Linked DNA regions of Homo sapiens: region 1 is linked to region 2. Evidence: chromatin loops called from intact Hi-C (ENCODE). Cell type or tissue: Caco-2. All regions are shown on one strand. Each heading gives the region's core, and the rest is flanking DNA. Links, peaks and the distances in the headings are about the cores only. Region 1 overlaps PCNX2 (pecanex 2). Region 2 overlaps PCNX2 (pecanex 2).

Region 1 (12,097 bases), core at 4,699-9,698, 130 kb before region 2:
AAAGGAAGCAAGACACAAAATAATGCATATAGTATGGTACAATATATTGAGTAAAAATGGGCAAAATTAAACAGCTTACAGTTGCATACCTAAGTCGTAAGTAGTGAAATCATTTTTTTTTTTCAAGCAAGAAAATGATTTTCACCAGTCAGGATTGTTGATGGGAACCTCCAGAAGGCGAGAGAAGGATTTTTGATCAGATAGCCACATACAAGAAGCTTCTAGGATGCTGGAAATGTTAGATTAATTGAACTAGTTGGTGGTTACAGAGGTGTTCACTTTATAATTATTAAACTGTACATACTTATTATATGCAATTTATGGTTACCTGTGTCACATTTTTTTTTTTTTTTTGAGACGGAGTTTCGCTCTGTCGCCCAGGCTGGAGTGCAGTGGCGCGATCTCGACTCACTGCAAGCTCCGCCTCCCGGGTTCACGCCATTCTCCTGCCTCAGCCTCCCGTGTAGCTGGGACTACAGGCGCGCGCCACCATGCCCGGCTAATTTTTGCATTTTTAGTAGAGACGGGGTTTCACCGTGTTAGCCAGGATGGTCTCGATCTCCTGACCTCGTGATCCGCCCGTCTCGGCCTCCCAAAGTGCTGGGATTACAGGCGTGAGCCACCGCGCCCGGCCCTGTGTCACATTTTAAAACAGTAAAATAAATTTTCAAAAAATATATTAAATAAAATCAAATATTTATCCAAAATATACAGAGAAAATGATTTTTCAGACTTAGGATCCATAAAATAAATAACACACACACAATACCCCGAGTTAGATTTAAGAACATAAAAATTTTAAACTTCTGTATGTAAAAAAAGGTGGAAAAATTTAAATAATTTGATACAGTACTTGTGGCAAACTTAGGAAAGTTAAATATCTTTCTAATACCAACAACCCTTATAATTTGATTTTTAAAACCCTATAGGCAAATTATATGTGTATCATTTGTATATAATTGTACACAAATATGTATATATCTGAGCTCCAAAATGAAGCCATTTGAAATTTTATATAAAATTTAGGAACAAATTAAGTAAATGTATGAAATAATTACCATTATTATGAATTTAAAAATGCAAATTAAAATGAGGTGGCATTTTTTTTGTACACATCATTAGCACTGGAAAAATTAGTGATGGTGCCAATTGTGTCAAGATGAAATCTCTTAGACATCATTTGTGTTTATGTAAATTATTATAATCATCTGGAAAAGCATAATTTATCAAGGATTGTGAAATGCTTACAACCTATGATAGAGTAAATGTATTTGCTAGAGTTTTTCTAGGAAATTAATTCAAAATATGAAAAAAAATTAGTATATAAAGATAATGATTTCAGCATAATTCATCATGGTAAACAATGGAAGGCAACCTAATAGTAGCAGTCAAGGGATGTTTGCACTATGAGTCGTTCAATTTCATTCACTAAATTAATGTTTTGAGTGATCACTATGGCATTGTATGTGTATGATATCACAAGATGGAAAATTATTTAACCACTAAATGATATTAGTGAGCCTATACAATTATATATATATAGCTTACAAAAGAAAATACTGTGGAAAAGGTAGAAAATTATTTGCACACTAAGATTAGATACTTATAAAATATGCATAGAAATATTCATATACATAATGATTATAGCTAGAGCCTGGTTTAACATCAACAGGAAAAATACTGGCTCAGAAAACACAAAAATACTAATACTGTTAATGTCAGGCTATAATGATTGTGAATGATTTTCCCCTCTCTTCTCTATGTTCTAGGGTGCTGCAATATTATTGTGTTATTCTATAATGGGAAACTTAATGAATAATAAAAATTACAAAGACCTAAATTTGCTTTTTGCTTCCATCTTGCAGTATATTCCCTTTCACACTCATTTTTGTAATATCTAACACAGTAGAATTCACTATTAAGACATAGGACATTTATTAAAAGGAAACAGATACTTAAACTCTTGTTTTTTAGATAAGTAATTTAACAGAGTCACAGATTTTTTTAACCTTCAAACGTGAAGGAAGAGGGCAGTACCAGTAAATTCTCTTTTTATATTACAAAACTAAGATCAAAATAAAATATACCTACCTGAAAAAACCTACATATATTTATATCTTATAGAAGGTGGAAAGGTATATACATTTAAATGAGCAAAAAGTTATTTAACAAGAAAACCAACCAAAGTTACAAACTTTTTAGAGCTTATTAAAGGCTGCTTTCACAGGACACAGTAGCAAGCTCTGAAGTTCAGGTGTTTTACAAGATTCCTTTTAAAGATATTTTTATTTTTTAAAGAGATTTTATTGTGTATATTTAAAGTATATAACACAATGTCATGAGGTACCTATAGATAGTAAAATGGTTACTATAGTGAAGTAAGTTAACATATCCATCATCTCGCATAGTTACCCATTTTTATTTGTTTTTGTGGCAAAAGCAGCTAAAATCTACTTATTTTGCAGGAATCCCAAATATAGTACAGTTTTATTAATTATAGTTCTCATGTACATTAGATCGCTGGAGTTGTTTATCCTACATATCTGCTACTTTATAATTTCTAACACACATATCCCCATCTCTACCTCCCCCATGCCCATGTTAACTACTGTTTTATTCTCTATCTCTGTATGTTTGACTCTCTCTCTCTCTCTCTCTCTCTTTAGATTCTACATAAAAGTGAAATCACGCAGTATTTGTCTTTCTGTGTCTGGGTTATTTCGCTTAGCAAAATGTGCTCCAGGTTCATCCATGTTGTGGCAAATGGCAGGATGTCTCTTTTCATAAAGGCTGAAAAATATTCCATTTACATTTATATTAGAATTTCTTTATCCATTATTTATCTGTTGACAGACACTCAGGTTGTTTCCACATCTTGGCTATTGTGAACAGTGCTGCAATACACGTGGTAGCACAAATGTCTTTATGGCATGGTGATTTCATTTCCTTTGGGTATATGCCTAGAAGAGAGGTTGCTGGGGCACGTGGTAGTTCTGTTTTTAGTATCTTTTTTTTTAAATATAGAGATGGGTTCCCATTATGTTGCCCAGGCTGGTCTTGAACTTGCAGCCTCAAGCAATCTTGCCACCTCGGCCTCCCAAAGTGCTGGAATTACAGGCGGGAACCAACACACCTGGCCTATTTTTAAATTTCTTTAGAACTTCCATATTATTTTCATAATGGGTTGCACCTATCTACATTCCCACCAAAAAAAAATATATTATTTTCCAGGATAAAATTTTTGGAGCAGAATAATATCTGCTTTTTGGTGGCTTTGGGGAAAAACAACTGTTTCCTTTTGATTTTGCTGATGGTATTTTCAGCAATATTAGGAGAGCAGTCTAGTTTCATTAACTAGCATCAAGAGTAAAAAGCTCAGTAATTACCATTTGCCATCTGTATATCTCCTTCAGTGAAGCGTCTGTTCAGAACTTTTTATCATGTGCAGCTGGGGATGTAGGAGGGTGTTGTTTGTTTATAGGTAAATGTCCTTTGTTGAATGTGGGTTTTATGAGTAGTAATTTTTTTTTCCCTAGTCTTTGGCTTGCCTTTTTGTAAGTGTCTTTCGAAGAGCAAAAGTTTTACATTTTTGTGATGTCCAATTTATTTAATTTTTTCTTTTATAGTTCCAACTTTTAGTGCTCCATTTAAGAAATCTTTGCCAAATCCAGGATCATTAAGATTTCCTCTTATGGTTGCTTTGAGCAGTTTGATGGTTTGTTAGGTTCATGATGTTGAGTTAATTACTGTATGTGCAGCAAAGTATCAAGATGTTTTTGTTATTGTTTAATTTAATTTATTTATTTATTTATTTATTTTTATAGTTGGCTATTCCATTGTTCCAGCACCTTTCATAGAAAAGATTATCCTTTTCTTCATTTAGGGGATTTGTCATTTCACCATTGCACTTTTGTCGAAAATCAATTGGTCATATATCTGTTGTGGCCTATTTCTGGACACTTTATTCTTTTCCATTGATCTAGATGTGTATTTGCACCAATACCATCAATACCATAGTTACTGTGCTTTGTAATAAACCTTGAAACCAGGTATTGTATGTCCTCCAACTTTTTATTTTTCAAAGTCGTTTTAGCTATTCTAGGGTCTATTGCATTTCCATGTACATTTTTAAATTAGCATGTTCGTTTCTAAAAAAAATTCTGCTAGAATTTTCATTACAATTTCATTGAATTTATCAATCAGTTTTGTGAGAATTGACTTATTAACAATACTGAATCTTCAAATCCAGGAATGCAGTATATCTCCCCATTTATTTATTTAGTTTATCTGTTTAGTTTCTCTCATTTCTTTACTGATGTTAGGTGGTTTCCGTCTTGCACACTTTTTTTCTCAAATTTATCCCTAAATATACTTTTAGTGCTATTATAAATAGTACTTTAAATTAAGTACATGAAAATATGTTCATCATTAGTCATTGGAAAAGGCAAATTAAAACCACAATTAGATACCACTCCATTAAGGTTTCTCAACCTCAGCACTGTTGACATTTTGAGCCTCAGAATATTTCCCTGGTTGCAGGGAAGTGGAGGTTGGGGGTGCTGTCTTGTGCATTGTAGGATGTTTGGCTGCATCCCTGGTCTCTAGCCACCAAATGGCAGTATTATTTCTTCCCTTCCTCAAATTGTAAAAACCAAAATGTCTCCAGATACTGCAAAATGTGCCCTAGGAGGCATATATTCACTAGCATGGTTAAAATTTTAAAAACTATTGACAAGACTATGGAGCAACTGGAACTCACACATGCTGCTGTTGAGAATGTAAAATAGTTACAACTACTTTGAAAACAGCTTGGCAGTTTCTTTTTTTAATTTTGCTTTTAATTGACAATAATTGTACACATTTATGGGGGTACACTGTGATGTTTTCATACATGTATGCATTCTGCAATGATGAAATTATGGTATTTAAAATATCACCTCACTTATTTATCATTTCTTTGTGGTAAGAATATTGAGAATCCTCTCTTCTAGTTATTTTGAAATACACATTATGATATTGTTACTATTGTCTTCCTACTATCCTGTAGAACACCAGAATTTATTCTTTCTAACTATAATTTTGTATTCATTGAACAATCTCTCCTCCCCCTTCCTTCTCCCCTCCCCAGCCTCTACAAACCACTATTCCACTCTGTACTTCTATGAGATTGGCTTTTTTAGATTCTACAAATAAGTGAACTCAGTGGTATTTGTCTTTCTGTGCCTGTCTTATTTCACTTAACATAATGTCTTCCAGGTTCATCCATGTTGCTGCTGCAAAATGACAGGATTACATTCTTTTTTATGGCTGAATAGTATTCCATGGGGGTGTGTTTGTGTATATCACATTTTCTATATATTTTCTATATATGATATATATTTCATATATATCATATGCAAAAATGGTATCATATATAAAATGTGATTATATATATTATATATTTATTGGTTTATGGCCACTTAGATTGATTTCATATCTTGGCTATTGTGAATAATGCTGTATTAAGCCTGGGAGTGCAGATATCTCTTCAACATACTGATTTTATTTACTTCGAAAAACACACAGTAGTGGAATTGCTGGATCATATGGTAGTTCCGTTTTCAATTTTTTGAGGAAACTCCCCATACTGCTTTCTATAATGGCTGTAGCAATCAAGATACATTTCCACCAACAGTCTGTAAGGTTCCTTTTCTTTCACATCCATACCAGCATTTGTTGATAATAACCATTCTAATTGGGATGAGATGGTATATCATTGTGGTTTTGATTTGCATTTTCCTGATGATTAGTGACGTTGCACATTTTAAAATATTTTTTGGCCGTTTGTATGTCTTCTTTTGAGAAATTTCTATTCACGTCCTTTGCCCAGTTTTTAATTGGATTATGGCAGTTTCTTAAAAAGTTAAGACTAAACCTACTACATAACCCAGCCATTCTTCTAGGTATTTACACAAGAGAAAAGAAATAACATGTCCAGGGAAATGTTCATGAATATTTGTTGCAGCTTTATTTAGCTGCAAATAGCCAAAAACTGGGAACAAATTCAAACATCTACCCACAGGTGAACAGATAAACACATTGTGGTATATCCATACAGAGGAATACTACTCAGCAATGAAAAGGAATGAACTGTTGACACAGACGACACCATGGATGAATCTCAGAATAAGTACACTGAGTGAAAGAAGCCAGACCATACATATTTTATGAATCTATGTATATAACATTCTAGAAAATGAAAACAAGAGGCTGAGGCAGAAGGATCACTAAAGACAGAAAGTCAAGGCTATAGTGAGGAAAGGGATAGATTAGGAAGAAGCAAAAGAGGAAACATTGGGGTGTAATGGATGTGCTAGTTATCATAATTCTGGTTATGGTTTTATGGGGATATATATAGTCCCATAATTTATATATATCCCCATAAAACCATAACCAGAATTATATATATGTTATATAATTTATACATGTAAAATATACATATAAACTTGTTAAGTTGTATACTTTTACTTTTTTGAGACAGAGTCTCGCTCTGTCACCCAGGCTGGAGTGCAGTGGTGTGATCTCGGCTCACTGCAACCTCAGCCTCCTGGGTTCTGCGATTCTCCTGCCTCAGCCTCCCGAGTAGCTGGGACCACAGGTGTGAGCCACCACAACCGGCTAATTTTTGTATTTTAGTAGAGACAGAGGTTTCATCATGTTTGGCCAGGCTGGTCTTGAGCTCCTGACCTCAAGTGATCCACCTGTCTTGGCCTCCTAAAGTGCTGGGATTACAGGTGTGAGCCACAGCGCCCGGCCTAAGTTGTGCACTTTAAATATATGTGGCTTTTTGGTACCAATTTTATCTCAATAACTATTTAGAAATTATAATATAGGAAAGAAATGGGTGGAGAGAACATTTTAATAAATAGAGAAAGGCTGTGTAATGGTCTGTATTTACACGGGATACTCATGACACTGATAGAAATCACAGTGGAATTCCCATATATCATCCAACTGTGAAAAAAAGGTTAATAATAATTCGAGCTCATTCCTGCTTCTGCTTTAAGAAACTTAGAAATGCAGCCTTCCTTCCTCCCCACTCCAGCAGTCATACTGGTGGCCGACTGTTTTCCTTTTAGACAAAGATGATTAGTCAGTTAAACATAACACATGATTTTAAATTAGAATATTCGGGAAAATGTTTATCTTCTTTCAGATAAACATTCAGTAATTTTTAAATGACATAAAACCATGTTAATGAAAAATAGGAGAGAAAAATTAACATCTCCCCACAGCCAAAAGATGCAGTGAATTACAGAATGTTCCTCTAGAAAGGTCTGGTCTTTCTTAAACATTTGGAATGATAGGAAGCAATATATGGCCTGTTGCTAAAGTAAATTTTTGGTGAATTTCTCTGATCACAAGCATTTCATAGATTCAGAATTAAATTCCTATGGTTATCACTGCCCCAAAATCAGACACCATTAATTACTATGAATAAATCTAGGGTCCCGACTTTTTCACTGTTTCTTTTTATCACTTTGGATGATAATACGGTCAGCAAGCCAGGAAGGAGCATGACTTGCAAGAAACCCCACATTTTAATTTAAAAAACAGTGATTTAAAAGGCATAAATCCCTTCGATATGAGAAAGGGAGGTATAAATGTATTGAAGATTTCAGACTTTTCAGGTAACAGTGTGATACCTTCAAATGATCAATAATTGTGTAATATAACTAATCCACCTCTACAGAGAGAAAAGAAGTGATGGTTCCTCCTGTTTGCTTTAGATTGTTCAGCCAGCAATATTGTGCTCCATTGGAGCTAACAGGCCATTCTCCATCTATCTGCATTCACAGCATTCTCAGGCTGAACTTTGCTTTGTTTTCCCTAGCCACTGCTTACACTACAGTTTTGTATGAAAAAGTATTAGTGAGTTACTGAACATTTCATTGTCTGCATGTAATGTGTGTACCTCTTGCATATATCTATGTATATATATAAATATAAACATACATGTATATATAAATATATGTATATATAAATATATATATATATAAAAAATAATTTTGAAGTGGTTTCTTTAATTCACCAGTGATCTGACTGGTAAATTAAAATGCAAAATCTGGTCTAGTCCAAAGCAATAAGAAACGTATAAGAGGTTTCTGTTTGTTTTAGCCAGGTTTTTGGAATGTTAAAATCCAAGACACCCTAAAGCCACATAGAGATGATTAGCACTTTGACCTCCTTTATCAGACCTTATCTAAGTCCCTTTGGGGAGCTCTCTGGGAATCTCATATCTGATCTGTGTTTGTGGAAACACAGATCAGATACAAGAACCTTACAAGAACCTCATGCCTCTTACTTGTGTAGAAAACCTTTCTTCTTTCTATGGTTAGCACCCAGACACTAACCTTGCAGTGTGTGATTCCTCTCCCCCACCACTCTCCCCCAGCCCACCTTAGTCTTCCTGAAATTCCCTAAGCAGAAGCTAATGAACAGCCCATCCAGTATGTGCCAATGAGTGTGTCAGGTAAGTGATGGGCTGGAAAAACAGTTTATCTTGGGTCAATGTCCTGCTGCTTGATTTACCTGGTTACACAGAGTTGCTGAGAGAAATGAAGAGTCGCCTTTACCGCTGGTTTTCTCTTTCCAGACGGATGTCTTAAAATGGGATCTCATCGTCTGCGCAGTGGTTGCTGTCCTCTCATTTGCAGTCAGCGCCAGCACTGTATTCCTGTCATTGCGAGTATGTATCCACCAACTTTGTACTCTTCCTGCCCCCTTATTCTCCTTAATAACAAAGCTGTCATGGAGCTACAGGGTATTGACAAGACACGTGAGCCAGAGAAAGAAAACAAAATGCCCGCTGAGAGGCTTAGGGAATGAATCCATGTACTGTGAACAGTTATGTCCAAGATGTGACTTGGTCCACATCACAGATAGGGTTCGATTGCTTTATCCTTACCCTTTCCTGCATCTGGGGAGCTGTTTTGTTTGCAAGAATGATGGCACATCTTGTGGAATCCACTGTGAGGACAGTTAATAGTCATATGGTGGGCTAACAGTGCTCTACTATGAATAGAGAAAAGAGGAGTCACCGTATCGGGGTGAGGCAGAGGTCACAGAGCCAAAAGGACTATGGGAAAAGGATTTTCAGTTAGAAAAACAAAGTGGGGAGCTCCAGATGGGATTCCTGGCTGTGGTCCTTCCAGACAGTTGCTTTCTCTATACAAAAATATTGTCCATCCATGAACTCCCCTTTTCATGAGGAAATGTCTGTGAGCTGCATGGGTTATTCTTCACCTCCTCATTGGAAAATTTTAAAAATGTATTCCAAGGGGCATAATTCTGTTGGCCTCTGTATTCCATAGGCTAGTTCTCCCTCACCCTCATAGTGGTTTCCAACACATGAACCAATTTCATGGTATAGAGAAGACATTTTCAGAGGCCTGAAACAAGAACTGAGTCTGGCTATCCGTTAAGAGGAAAAAGTGGAAGGACAGTGATGTTATGTATTATTCATGGGCATCCCTCTCCCCATCCTCTAGGCTAAGTAATGAGATTCTGCCCATTTTTATCGCAGCCATTTCTCAGCATCGTGCTGTTTGCCTTGGCTGGAGCCGTGGGGTTTGTAACACATTACGTGCTCCCTCAGCTCCGCAAGCATCATCCCTGGATGTGGATTTCACACCCCATTCTCAAAAACAAAGAGTATCATCAACGGGAAGTGAGAGGTTAGTAATATATCCCTCATTTAAAAAAAAAAAAAAGGAGGGGTAGGTATACATTAAACCGGAGAGCATGTGCAACAGTCTGAATGTACTTAATGCCACAGAACTGTACACTTGAAAATGGCAGATGGTACATTATGTGTATTTTACCACAATAAAAAAGAAAAAAGGAGAACGTGTACCTTAGAGTATATGGTATTTGTTCCCAGATATTCTAGCCAACCATAACAAGAAAGTTAAAGCCAGGTGAATCAGAAGAATGTTTTTTAAAAATATTAATTGGCTATTGGTATTGTGGAAAAATTATATCATTCACAGTTGAAGATTATGCTGTTCCCACAAAAACTGACTGGGGCCTAAGAAGAGCATCCCTTGACCATGCTCCCATCCTTCATGAAATGATGGGGATGGAGAAGGGCCTGACCAATAACTTTACACACTCCTGAACACTTGCATTTTCTTTAGCTTGCTTTGTTCATCTAGGCCTACACCTGTATCTACACGTGGTTGACTTGGCAATTTCCATGGGTGTCTCTGGCCATGATCATGTAATAGCCTGGTAATCACAACCATTTCACAGCCTTAGAGAAGAAATAGATTTCTTCTAGATAAGAAGTCTTCTAGAAATTTTTCTGCTAGATCTTTCCTTGCTCTGTAATTCCCTGTTCTGTGCTTGAATGGATGGAAGAAGACTGATTTATCCACAGTTTTAGACCCATCAAAGTTATTGCTCATAGATTATAACTGCTGTCTAATGCTGCTGATTCTGCACAGAGCTGTTTAGCCTATTGTAACTTCTCAGTTGTTAGCGAGTTATCTAATTGTCTATATGTCCAAGCATAAAGATAAGTGAGGGGCACCAAGGTTTGTGGACTTAAAGTACTGAACTCAGCCAAATTTGTCACCAGCAACTTCAGTAGACTGGTGTGACAAAAGGAAAAGGGGGAAAATAATTTTTAAAATAAATATGCAAGAGTCACTGAAGATGCTGTCCAGAATAGAGAGTGCTTCCATAAGGAACATCTCTGGGTGGGCACAAGGAGCCGCCTTAGTTAGAAACAGCCCAAGTAGAAAAACTGGCTTGTTCAGTGGAGAAAGATGGCCTCGTCGGGCTGCTGGGGTTTAGAAGTGCAGGGAGGGTAACTCAGACTTCTCTCCCCTTGGAGACTTACTCTTCCCACCTACAGAATCAGGAGCCAGCATAAAGATGGAGCTGCATAGTTTTAAACGTTCTGTACAATTCCGTGTACTACTGAAATGCAAATTATTATCAGTATTAGAAAAACTGAAAGAAGATAGACTCACAGAAGGTTCCATCTATAATGGTTTGTATATTTTAGTCCACTTGTAGAGGAAAGTCCCTACCCCAACAGGTGACTGCTTCTGGATACATAGAGGACCCTGATGAAAAAGACCAGTTTCTATAGAACTTCTGCAGCCTTCAGGTTATATTTCCCTTTCATTCAAAAACCTCTAGAAAGACTAAGTGTTGGTGAAATTAGTGGAGTGTTTTGGGGTTTGTTATTTTGACATTATTGTTAAGTTAGTTGATGAAGATTTGAAGTAAGAAGCTTTAACTGCATATCTATATCTATATTTATATCTGTACCTGTACCTGTACCAATACCTTTACCTATACATTTCCTTATATTTTTACTTTTGTCTATATCTATACCTTTACCTGTTTGTAACCTACACATTTGCCTATACCCATACCAATACTTACTTCTATACCTTTACCTTTACTTCTATATAACTTTATCTTTACCTATACCTGTACCTGTATCTATACCTTTACCTTTATCTATACCTATACCTTTATTTGTATCTATAACTTTCCCTGTACCAATGACTATACCTATACTTTTACCTTTACCTGTACCTATACCTGTGCCTTTCCCTATACCTATTCTTAAACTATGCCTATGCCCCTGTTAAATGTACATATTTAAATACCTTGGGGTGTGCAAAGAGAACCTGTGAAGCTGAAGGAAAGGAAAATGAGACAGATTAGACTTGGGCTTCCCTTAGTGTGTGGCAGTTCAGAGTGTAGAATTCAACAGTGAAAGATAGGAGTGGGCCATTAACAACTCGGTTTCTGGTTTTTTTGTTTTGTTTTGTTTTGTTTTTCTCTCCTGCATCTAAGACAGCCCCATTTAAATTAAAATCATTTAGCTATTTCAAGCCTACATGGCTCTTTTTAGTACAAGATTCAAGAACAAGTAAAGTGAGTGTGTTTGTGTTTCTGACTTCCCCTCTCGGAGGATGAGTGAGTGGGTGGCACAGAGTCCTTTTGTATCCCATAGAAGTAGGCTGGGAGGGGTCCACACTTGCTTACACAGTGTCAGGCAGAGGCTCTGTGCAAGTTTCTCACCTACCTACAC
Region 2 (12,097 bases), core at 3,048-8,047:
AGGAAATTAGACTGCAGGGAATCCTGGGCTTCCCATAGCAAATGACGTGAACTGCATGCGGTAAAGCAGCATTCTCTCATGGGAGGATGAAGACAATCCTGTAATCTAAAGCTGGGTCATGTGCGTGGAAAGCTTTGAGGCAACTGAAACGAAGTTGATCTAGGCATGGAGGTATGTGTGCACAATCCTTATTAGTGTAAGGCTGCTACATTTTTCTCATGGTGAGATCTGTTTTCCAGAAATCGTCTTAGAGGAGGTAGGTCTTAGGAAATAGAAAAGAGTCATCTAATAAGACAAGTCTTTGAAAAGCAGGAGAAAAACAATGATACCGTAAATGCATGGTGACATATGGGCATTTGCCTTTTTAATTATTTATGTAACTACCTTTCCTCAACTTACTCATTTCTCAGTATTTCCTTGTGATACGTGATACGGCATTTGTATATATTTTCTACATTTCCATCAATCAAATATTTACAGTTTTTGCTCATCTAATAGTTCAAACAAAAAATAATAGAGATTACTTTGTTCTTTTATTTAAAATAAAGTTGTGATGAAAGTTATATTTGTGTTTGAGTGTTTGTGTTCATCATGAATCTCTGAGGTCAGGGCCTTATCCTTAGTGTCAGGTATGTGACCACATGGTTGGCAATCAATACATGTTTTCTTGATAACAACACAATAAATAATAATTTGAAAACCAAAGCCAGTTTGTTTTCAATAGCCTTACAAAGTTTATGCATTGAGGTTTTTTTATTACTGCAGACGATGAAAAATTAACTAAGTCAGACTCTATTAGACTGTGAGCCTTTCAAAGCCTGGGGCTTCATGGCTTATTCATGTAACTCTCCCCAGTGCATTGACTGGCTCATGGTAGGATGCCCAGTAAATATTGGTTGGATTAGAAGGTAGACAGTTGCAAGTTTCTTGAACACCAATTACATGCCAGGTACCATATTAGTTTCTTTACTTATATTATCAAAATATTGCTTATAACAGCTCTATAAAGTAAGTAGGTGCTATTACCCGACTGTCGACATGAGAAATCTGAGTGAATGAATTTAAGTAAGGTGCCCATGGCCACACAGTCACCAGTGGTAGAGGAGCATGAACACCTAGATGTGACTGACCCCAAGGTCCACGGCCTATCCGTAGACTCCCTGCTTGAGAGGGAAGGAACAGAGGGAGGAAGGTGGGTTAAATAAGGAGAGAATATGAAAGAAAAAAAGTGATTAAACATTTTCAGAAAGTATTTTTGGTTCTTGAAGTTAAACAAATAAAAGTTGGTTTTACCAGAATTCATTCTTAAAGGCTATTATGGTAGCACCTTTGTAAGTCACTTCTAGCAGCTCAGCTGTTTGAATTATTGGCTGTCTTAGCAATTTTGCTTTCAATGTTCATTCTGCAAGACTTAATTAAAGTCATGAAACCTAGATGGCTCTTATAGAATGAACATTGAAAGCAAAAGGCACAATTATCAGGATGTAGCTACACATTACCACCAGGTCTGGAAAATATCAAAAAATAGGATTTATGTTTCTGTCTGTGTGAAATGTTATCAGCCATCTCATAGTTTGGCTAACACCCCATAATCACTGGCCTGTGGGGACATTTAAAAATATCTGTGTAACTGAATCTTATCTAAAGCAAATCCAACCCAAACCTTTATCATAGCTGGCTAATCCATGCAGAGCAATAGCTTTCCCACTAATCTTGGAGTTATCTAGAATTTTCTCTGCTCTGTGACAACATTCAGGTCATTAGCAAATGCCTAGTTCTTAGGTCTTACAAATTGAGTAATCTTTCAAATCCCTTGGTTCCAAACTTACCCATACAATAATGAGTTCTCCATTCAGAATCCCTGACCACGTATTTTTCTTCATTGCATATTGTGTGACCTGTTAATAGGAGAGACGAAGCCATGTTTGTCTAGATAGCAAGTCTGGGAAGAAAAAGGGCTTCTTGCTGAACGTGAACAGGATCTGCATATCTTAACATTCAGCACTCAAACAAAAATTCATGGGAGAAAAAGAAGGTAATACAACTGCAAATTAAATATTCTTTAATTAGAATATTTATTCTAAGGACTCTTCTGAGTAGAGTTGAGTGCATTAGTTTTCACATCTTTAAACGGGGCAGTAGTAGGGGGAAATCATATCACTCACAGCGATAACTATCATCTATTTAAACATTTCTTATTCTTATGCTTCTAAACTGCCCAATGTGAGTTACAATGTATACTTAGTGATTTGGTTAATTTCATTTTCTCCCATGAGCTGGTTGAAAATAAATAAATTCAGGAAACTTTGGCTTGTAATTTGTCAAGCCTCATTAGACAGTGTGTGATAAAAGAAGAATACTGATTTTAAATTCAAAAGACCAGACCCTTCCACAAGAATAGTCTCTTTTGAGAATCAGTGCCCTGGAAACTACATCTGCATAACCAGGTTGATGTGTACATCAAATGAGATACTCTGAAGCATTCCTTTTTAAATTGATAAGTGTCACATAAATACATAGTGTTGTGAAATAAAAATTCTGTGAAAAACCAATGCTGCTTCATTTAAAGGTATTATAACACATTTAAAATCTGGCTTGCCAGACAGGTCACAGAAAAAACTTTATTCCTGTGGGCAGATCTTAAAGAATGTGAGGCTCCTTGGGATGTAAAACTGTTGCAATATAAAATCTGTGCTAGGCTCACAAAATCAAACAAGTTATAAATTATCCGAACCTACTTTTGTCTTTTTTGTCTATTGCATACTGGGCCAATACACTTCTAGGTTCCCAGTATCACATTTAAAAGACACACAAGGCCAGGCATGGTGGTGCATGTCTGTAATCCCGGGAGGATTATATGAGGCCAGGTGTACAAGACCAGCCTGGGCAACATAGTGAAACCCCATCTCTAAAAAAGAAAGAAAGAAAGAAAGAAAATCAATCAGGTAGGTGTGGTTGTGCCTGCCTGAGGTCCCAGCTACTCCAGAGGCTGAGGTGGGAGAATGACTTTAACCCAGGAGTTTGAGTGACAGTGAGCTATGATTGCACCTGTGCACTCCACCTTGGGTGACAGAGGCAGACCCCGTCTCTACAAAACATAAAATAAAATAAAAAAGACACACAGGTCCAGTGTTGCTGAAGGACTGGAAACTGGAACTAGGGGAGAAGTTGCCACTAAGGTAATAAAGAACTGAACCCATTCCGTGGTTCAACAAGCCGATCCTATTCGTTGTTTTGGTTCTTCTCTGTGGCCTTAGTCATGTAACTATACTATTAGCACTCTGTTTCCCTGTCTTTAAGATTGGATTAATCTAAACTGGATTGATTACCAAGTGGATGTGTGACACTTAGGGAATAGGAAATGTCCAGGACAGCTTCTTAGTGATGGTAATGATGGCAGTAGTCATGGCTCCTACAGTGGAGAGTGTCTCCCAAAGAGAGAGACTCAGTCTTTCTGTGTCTGGCCCTGATGGTTTCAGGGAAGCTGAAACCTCCAGAAGGTGAGTCTTTGCTATCGCAGGGAAAGCCCTATTCATCAGAATCAGAATTAAACAGCAGTCGAGAGAAGGATTGTCCCTTAAATTCCTTTGTTGAGTAAATAAAATCATTTTTACCTCTCTCTAGGGGCTCATTTCTTAGAAATTCTAGTATTTAAAACTGGAGTAAGAAATTTTAAGTTTGCAACTATAATCCAATAGATAGAAAAATAAATCTTTTAAGACCTAGAAAATCTCTGCATGAATTTTATTTCTATTGTGCAATCTTAAAGAAAAAGGAGGCTCCTTGAAATATAATTTTTTTTTTTTTTTGAGATGGAGTCTTGCTCTGTTGCCCAGGCTGGAGTGCAGTGTTGCAATCTTGGCTCTCTGCACCCTCTGCCTCCTGGGTTCAAGCGATTCTCCTGCCTCAGCCTCCCAAATAGCTGGGACTACAGGTGTGCACCACCACACCTGGCTAATTTTTGTATTTTTAGTAGAGATGGGGTTTCACTATGTTGGCCAGGCTGGTCTTGAACTCCTGACCTCAGGTGATCCACCCCCTCGGCCTCCCAAAGTGCTGGGATTACAGGCATGAGCCACCATGCCCAGCCTGAAATATAAAATTCTTACAATTCTTTCTTTCCACAAATTAAATATAGTGAGGTCTAACAAATACAGAGATGTCCTCTAAGAGCAGGTGGCTGGGAATAGATGACCTGAATGTTCCTTCAAGCTTATGTTCTAGGATTCTGTCCCCGGAAAATGAGTGTGGGTAGAAAAGGAGCTGAGAAAGTTCCCCGCCATGACGTGGAAGCTGCAGGAGAAGTTTGTGGGGCAGGGAGGGAGGGTGGTGAGAATCCCACTGTGACCTTCTTGAAAATGACAATCATTCAAAAACTTTTTAAAGTCTTTTTTTGACATTATTTCATTTGGTCACAAAGCAGCCCTTGATGTAACCAGTTGGCAAGAGGCAATACAAATTTAGAATTCTAGCTTTAAGAAAAATGTTATGGGGGCCCTCCTCCTGTTAATATCTCTACCACTATACATGCAGGAGGATATCAGAAGGGGCTACCAAGGAAGCTCGCTGGGGCTGAGCCCTGTCTCACACATCTTGTGTTCCCAGCCTGTAATGCGCACTCTGGGCTGTGGAAGTAAACTGCTCAGAGCTCAGAAATGGCCATATCTGATGGTCTCCTTTTTGTAGCCCTGATCAATTCAGGAATAACCTTATGTGACCACAGAAGGAAATACATTTTCTAATAATCCAACATATGTATCCCAACGTTTGTGCCTATAAGTCCCATCTGCAGTTTGAAAAGCACAGGCTAAGCTCTATCTATGTCTAAGAATGTCCACTTTGTGAGTGAGAGCGTGATTGTGCTTTATGGGTGGGTGGTTTGAGCTTTGTCCCTTCTCTAACATCCCCCTTGGTCACCTCAGTGCTAGGTATATGCAGAACGCCAGCTCAGTGCCTGGCATGCTGCAATGGCTAATGAAGGCAATGATCCTTTTAAAACTCAGCTAAAATATATATTCAGCATAGTTTTAAACATTTACAATGTTTTAAATGTAATCATATTGATGAAATTTTGGATTTTTTTATGAATCCAGTTAGATTCCTTTTTGTAGAATCCAATTTGATTATTGGGAACAAAAACTGCGGTTTGTTTCTCAAAGTACTCATATCAGTTACTAGAAGGGAAATTGAAGGACCAAGAAGCCCAATCTTGAAAATGTGTTGTGCGTTTCGACTTTAATGGCAATGTTCTCAATGGAAGGTTATAAATCATCCCAACCTTTTCTTTCAGAGCAGCTTTTCTGTTGCAGGGGACCATGTTTAACGTCCCTTTGAAGTCCCATTATCTCCATGTTTCCTCTTATCTCTTGGTAAACAGCCTGTACCTTAGTTCTGGTCCCTATCACTTTGTCCCTGAAATGAGACTGTGGGTGGCTGGTTTCCCCATCGCTGGTCTGTTCCCCTTAATCCCAGAGGCTTCAGGGGAATTTTCTTAAGTACAGCTTTCCTCATGTTTCCCTGGGACTTGAAAATCTCTTTTGCCTGCCTGTTACCTACAGAATTAGGTTCAAATGTTTCCCGTTTGATCTAACTCTAGCTTTCCCTTCCACTCTCACACTCTTCATGGATCCTGTCCTCTGGCCCAGGCCTCCCAGCCAGGAAGGTACCTCTCATGAGGCCTTTTGGGATGCAAAAAAAGGGAATATTTTGGTTTGATTTTTGGTTGCTGGACCTTCTGTTCAGGCAACCATTCTTCGGTTTCCAACTTTCCCAAGAAAATGCCAACCCTGCCTCCATCTTGGCAGGTGTGTCTACCAGCCACACAAATTAGCTACAATCCTGTGCCTCTCAGAGAGAATATATTAAAATTCACTGCCACTCAATACTTAAGAATTGTCAAAACTAGATGAAGATAAATTGTCTTAGTTCAGACTGCTGCATCAACTATACCATAGACTGGGCGGCTTAGACAACAAACATTTATTTCTCACAGTTCTGGAGGCTGGGAAGCCCAAGATCAGGTGCCAGCAGATCTAGTGTCTGGTGAGGGCCCATTTCCTGGTCTGCAGACAGCCATCTTTCTGCAGTGTCCTCACATAACAGAGAGAGAGCAAGTTCTCTCATGTCTGTTCTCCTGAGGGCACTACTCTCATTCATGAGGGCCGCACCCTCATAACCCAATCACCTCCCAAAGGCCCCAACTTCTTGTTTCTTTGTTTGTTTGTTTTTGGGACGGATTCTCGCTCTGTCACCAGGCTGGAGGGCAGCGGCACGATCTCGGCTCATTGCAACCTCCGCCTCCCGGGTTCAAGCAATTCTCCTGCCTCAGCCCCCCAAGAAGCTGATACTACAGGTGCACGCCACCACGCCCGGCTAATTTTTGTATTTTTAGTAGAGATGGAGTTTCACCATGTTGGCCAGGATGGTCTCGATCTCTTGACCTCATGATCCACCTGCCTCAGCCTCCCAAAGTGCTGGGATTACAGGTGTGAGCCACTGCGCCCAGCCAGCCCCACCTTCTAATACCATCACCTTGGAGGATAGGGTTTCAATACATTAATTTGGGTGAGACACAAACATTCAGTCCATTGCAGAAATTATACATCTCAAAGATTTCCTGAAAGGTATCCAGTTCTCCCAGTCCTCAAGAGTTTCTAGAATCTACTCTTGGATGATGCAAGGCCTCTGGAGAGCCCCATATGTAAGGCTGACTTGTTTTGACTACCTATAGAAATACTTTTGCTTTATTGCACTTCAACCATATTCTAGCGTCCTGCACCGTGAAATATTAAAACAGCCCAGCAAACCTTGTGCTTGCACTTACTGTGCAATGTTATTAAGGATGTTGTTCACCATATTGCACAATGTTCTCTTTATGAGGATCCTGGGGATATCATCTCTCTGGTGTCTTTGCCAGAAATAGCTATGATCCTTCCAAGGAATTAGTTTGTTTTTGCCTTAAAGACACAAGAAACCATTTATGTTTTCTTTCTACATTGGCTTCTGGAAAGCCCGGAGTGAAATCTGTGGATCACTTTTAGTAAATGTACTGGGTATCCTAGAATGCAATTAGGACCCTTGACATTGTTTCTGTGTTCGTATTTTTCTTACCTCTCATTTGCACTTAAATTTCTTCATTTGCTTTCATACTATGTATACCTTTTAGATTAAGTTTATTCCTTCTTGAAATTAGGTGGGAATAAATAAGTCTGGCTGGGCTTGGCATTGGTAGGTGTGACAAAGGTGTGACAGTGCAAACACAGCCACAATTAAAGGTGCCAAGAGTCAGTTTCAATGGAAATACCAGACAGAGACAGCCTTGCCAGCTTGACATTCATCTCTGCCGGGGCTTCGAAAGGTCACACTGTGTGGGCGGGTTGACCTTCAGCATTTCCTTTGGAGGGAATATGCTTTGAACCTTCTGAGTCTTCCTGAGAATATGGGCCTTGATTTACATTTGGACAACGCAATTAGTGCATTTTCCAAAATTACTGGGTTTTATTATTTTCATATTCTTTTTTAATATGATCCTGAGTGTGACTCTTTCACTCCTAAGAGCAGATTACCCAAGACTCACCTGAACTAAGCTTTTCAACTGTTGGCAGCTACGATGTATCTGTCAAGTCTAAGCCATCCTTCATGGCAAACTGTTTCCTCAACTGCCCTTTCACCAGTTTAGAGATACCCGTGTGTTCCTCATAGTCTACTGTGCTATTTCACTCAGATGGTCAGAAATTCAAATTCGCCATCTTCTCACATACACAGACACACACATGTGCATGGATACACAGATCACAGACTCACACACATACTCATGCAATCAGCCCTCCCAGTTTAATGAAAAGGGAAAAAAAAAAAAGCCCTGGCTTTCAGCTCAATGTGATAAATGGTAGAACTGGATAGAAGAATAAGGAAGGGGAAAATTGGAATGAAACTCACATTTTTGAGGTCTGCTGTTTAACCAGTTTTGCTAATTTCTTCAAGTGAAAATCCTTCTTTATGCTTTTTCTTTGTGTGATATATTTCTGAAAACTGTCGGCTGGGTGCGGTGGCTCACACCTGTAATCCCAGCACTTTGGGAGGCCGAGGTGGGTGGATCACCTGAGATTGGGAGTTTGAGACCAGCATGACCAACAGGGAGAAACCCCTGTCTCTACTAAAAATACAAAATTAGCCAGGTGTGGTGGCGCGTGCCTGCAATCCCAGCTACTTGGGAGGCTGAGGCAGGAAAATCGCTTGAACCCGGGAGGCGGAGGTTGTGGTAAGCCAAGATCGCGCCATTGCACTCCAGCCTGGGCAACAAGAGTGAAACTCTATCTCAAAAAAAAGAAAGAAAGAAAGAAAGAAAGAAAACTGTCTTATTTCCTCCATTGGAAGAGAATTTCTTCCTAAATTATATTATTAATGTACAGCAAGCCAGTGTTAATGTGTCACTGTGGCAGGCTGAGACCCCACCCCCACTGGAGCCTAGGGTTTGCAATCCAAGGGTCCCAGTGTGCAGAGCAGTCAGGTTATGGTGGTCATTACTCTCTGGATGCCTCACTGTTTATAGTCCAGTATGCATTTCTATACATCTTCACCAGAGGGAAGAAAAGTTGTATATTGGAGAATGAGTTAAGAGACCCTTGAAATGTTTAAAAAAAAAAAAAAAAAAGAATGCTTTCAGCCAAGAGCCAAAGCAAGGAGGTCTGGCAGAAAGACAAATGGAATCCGAAGATTTGGGATCAGGCTTTAACTGTCTCCCTTTTTATGAATGCAGCCGGCTGGGCTTTTCCCCTTCCTGACCTGGACTCCTATTTCATAGACTGTTATCCTAATAGCTCTGAATGTGCATTACGATTTGAAGGTTGTAGTTTTCAATCTCTGGCATATTATGGTCATCTCACTCCTGGGTTCTATATAGAGGCTTGGTCTAAACATAGCCTTTCTTTATCTGCCACCATATGTAAGGTAATACAATATACTGCTATGGAGTTCCTCAATTGGTGCCTGTTCAGACAGAGATCTGGATAAGAACTGTTTTATTTGTCCATTCAATCAATGCATCAACAACTTTGTTAGTGCCTACTAATTACCAGACACTGTGAATAATGATATGAGATCCCAGAAAAAGTGAATAATGAATAGGGGTGGGAGTGGGTGAAGCGAAATGTTTTGTGTTTTAATTAAGGCTCCAAAGACATGTAGAAAGATTCAAAGACATTCTTTTGGCCATGAGTGAATAACCAGTACTGAAATATTCTTACTATCATAAACAATTATAAAACTGAAAAATTACATTAATCAATACTTTTCAGATATTGGACAACAGGCAGTGCAGGGCCCTTATCATTGAGAGAAAGGAAATACACAAAATGAGCTTCATTACTGCCTCCACTTTCTGCCCAGAGGTGCTTTCTTGTTTACAGTATAGGAAGGTGGAGCCCAAACAAAGTACTGTGGTCTTATTGAACTAGGGGGATAGAATCCGAGTCCTGGGCTGCTGAAGTATGTGGACTTTGTAGGTCAGAGTACCAGACAGGAGTGAATTGCAAAGAGGAGCTGCAGAAATCTGCATGGAGATCCCCTTTCGTGATTAGATGGATACTAACCTGCTCTTGCATAGGCATAGCCTGACAGAGAATGGTAACTGGAATGACATGATATAAATAAAGACTATGTAGGCTACGCAGTGCTGAGAAATGTAGAAGCTCCAAATAGCCAGTGAGGAGACCTTGCTGAACATCTTGGGAATTTAGTTGAGACCCCCAAAAGACCAGGCTTTAGGAGTAGAGATATTATCCCCCTGGAATATGGACTACTCTGGACCTTCCCAGCCAAAGATTTAAAACAAGCTTTAAAAGGATCAAGCTGACAACCTGATGGGCAGATAAATTAACTTCCTGACAGAACATGGCTCTTTTAAAAAGGAAGACAAAAAGTCCACACTGCCAGGACTATAATATCAATGATATCTAGCATATAACAAGAGTTTCTAGATATGCAGAGAAGCAGAAAAAAGTGACTCTTAACCAGAAAAATGAAACTATAAATACAAACACACTCAAAGATTTTATAGTTAATAGAAAAAAGTTTCCACCAGGTAATACTATGTTTAGGATTTCAAAGGAAAAATGATCATAATGAATGAACATATGGAGAATATTAATAGAGAGGAAAAGTACACCAAAAACTTAAAATTCTAGAACTGAAAAAAATACAATGTCTGAAATGAAAATTCAGTGAGTGGGCTTAACAACAACAACAACAGAAAAGATCCATGAACTCAAGGCTGTAGAGACTATCCAGTCTGATGCAAATAATGAAAAGACTAAAGAAAACTTACAGAGACCCAATGTCTTGTGAAACAATATCAAGTATTTTAACATATGTGTAATTCAAGTCCTAAATGGAGAAGTGTGAAATAGGGGTGGAAAAGCAACTGAAGACATATTATCCAGATTTTTTTTAACTGATGAAAAATATCGATCCACAGATCCCAGGCCCTCAACACATCCCAAGCAAGACAAACACAAAGAAAACCAAACCTAAATGTGTAATAATCAAATTTCTGAAAATTAAAGGTAAAGAAAAATTATAAGCACATGTGAGATTTGTAATCGTCATCTTACCAAGAGCATGAGAGAGTTTAAAAACACATTTGCATTATATAGAGAGAACCAACAGTGTGAATTATCTCTGACTTATCAAAAGAAATCATACAAGCCAGAAAACAATGGAATAATATTTTTAAGTGCATAAAGAAAAATCAAAAACAAAAACTATCAACTCATAATTCTACATCTAGGAAAAATATTCTTCAAGAATAAAGTCAAAATTAAGATATATTTTCAGATTAAAAAAGCTAAGATAATCACCAACTGACCTGCACTATAAGAAACTTTAAAAGGCATTCTTCAGGCTAAAAAACAATATTAGATGAAAAATCGACTCTACACAAAAGAATGAAGATTGTGAGAAATGGCAAATATGTGAGCAAAGATTTTTTTCTTTTTAAAATCTTTTAGAATTGATTGTTTAAGCAAAAAATTATAAGAATGTATATTTGGGTTTAAATTACATATTGAAGTAAAACGTTTGACAACAATAATACAAATAACATGAGAGGATAAATATTCCATTGTAATGTCTTATATCATTGGAGGACTCATATGAAATTGATTCATAGTAGATTGTGATAAGATAAAGCACACAGATTATAACCCTTAGAGAAACTGAAAAAATAAAAGAGGTATGGCTAAAAAGCTGATTGAGAATAAAAAATAAAATACCAAAAGTTGCTCAATTAAAAAATAATGACTGGGCCAGGCACGGTGGCTCACACCTGTAACCCCAGCACTTTGGGAGGCCAAGGTGGGTGGATCACAAGGTCAGGAGTTCAAGACCAGCCTGGCCAATATGGTGAAACCCCATCTCTACTAAAAATATGAAAAATTAGCGGGACCTGGTGGCAGGCACCTGTAATCCCAGCTACTCAGGAGGCTGAGGCAGGAGAATGGCTTGAACCCGGGAAGCAGAGGTTGCAGTGAGCTGAGATCACACCATTGCACTCCAGCATGGGCGACAGAGTGAGACTCCATCTCAAAAAAAAAAAAAAAAAGGACTGGAAAGAATACAAATTTAAAAAGTTGGATAAATAAAAACAAATAGGAAAATAGTAGACTTTCACCCAGTCCTATAAATAACCACATTACATGTAAATGGATTAATCACTATAATTAAAAATTGGAGATCATCAGACTAGATAAAAAAGCAAGTCCTAACTACATGCTGTTTACAAGAGATGTTTTAACTATAAAGATCTGGAGAGTCTTAGGAACCCTCACACCTATTTGTTTTGTGCTATTTAAAAATAAAAAGATAGAAAGTTGCATTCCTTACAAACACTAATTATAGGAAACCTGGATTAGCTTTATTAATATCAGACTTCAAGATGAGGTGTATCACCACACTAAAGAAGTATATTTCATAATAATCAAAGAGTTAATTCATCAAGAAGACATAACAGTCCTAAATGTGCATACACCTGATAACAGAACTATAAGAAGCAAAAACTGACTGAATTAAAAGTAAAAACAGAAAAATCTACAATTATAGT

The links. Hi-C counts contacts between places; a loop is a spot of excess contacts. Peaks named below come from ENCODE experiments on the same cell type or tissue, not always from the same donor. Only the 100,000 strongest peaks of a DNase experiment are listed, where the experiment ranks them.
Region 1: a loop joins it to region 2, with 4 times the contacts of the local background. A loop is called at or near these places in 14 of 110 quality-filtered maps.

What each region holds. Positions count from the first base shown.
Region 1 is chr1:233,157,902-233,169,998 of GRCh38, reverse strand. PCNX2 (pecanex 2) reads left to right here. Exons shown (of 34, transcript NM_014801.4): 18 at 8,636-8,728; 19 at 9,566-9,716. Among named protein-coding and RNA genes, the nearest start is that of PCNX2, 130 kb to the left of the region's middle. In Caco-2, for the core only: no CTCF peak of the experiment used is centred there; no DNase peak of the experiment used is centred there.
Region 2 is chr1:233,028,342-233,040,438 of GRCh38, reverse strand. The region is part of intron 25 of PCNX2 (pecanex 2); the gene reads left to right. Among named protein-coding and RNA genes, the nearest start is that of NTPCR, 84 kb to the right of the region's middle. In Caco-2, for the core only: no CTCF peak of the experiment used is centred there; a DNase peak (open chromatin) is centred at 5,418.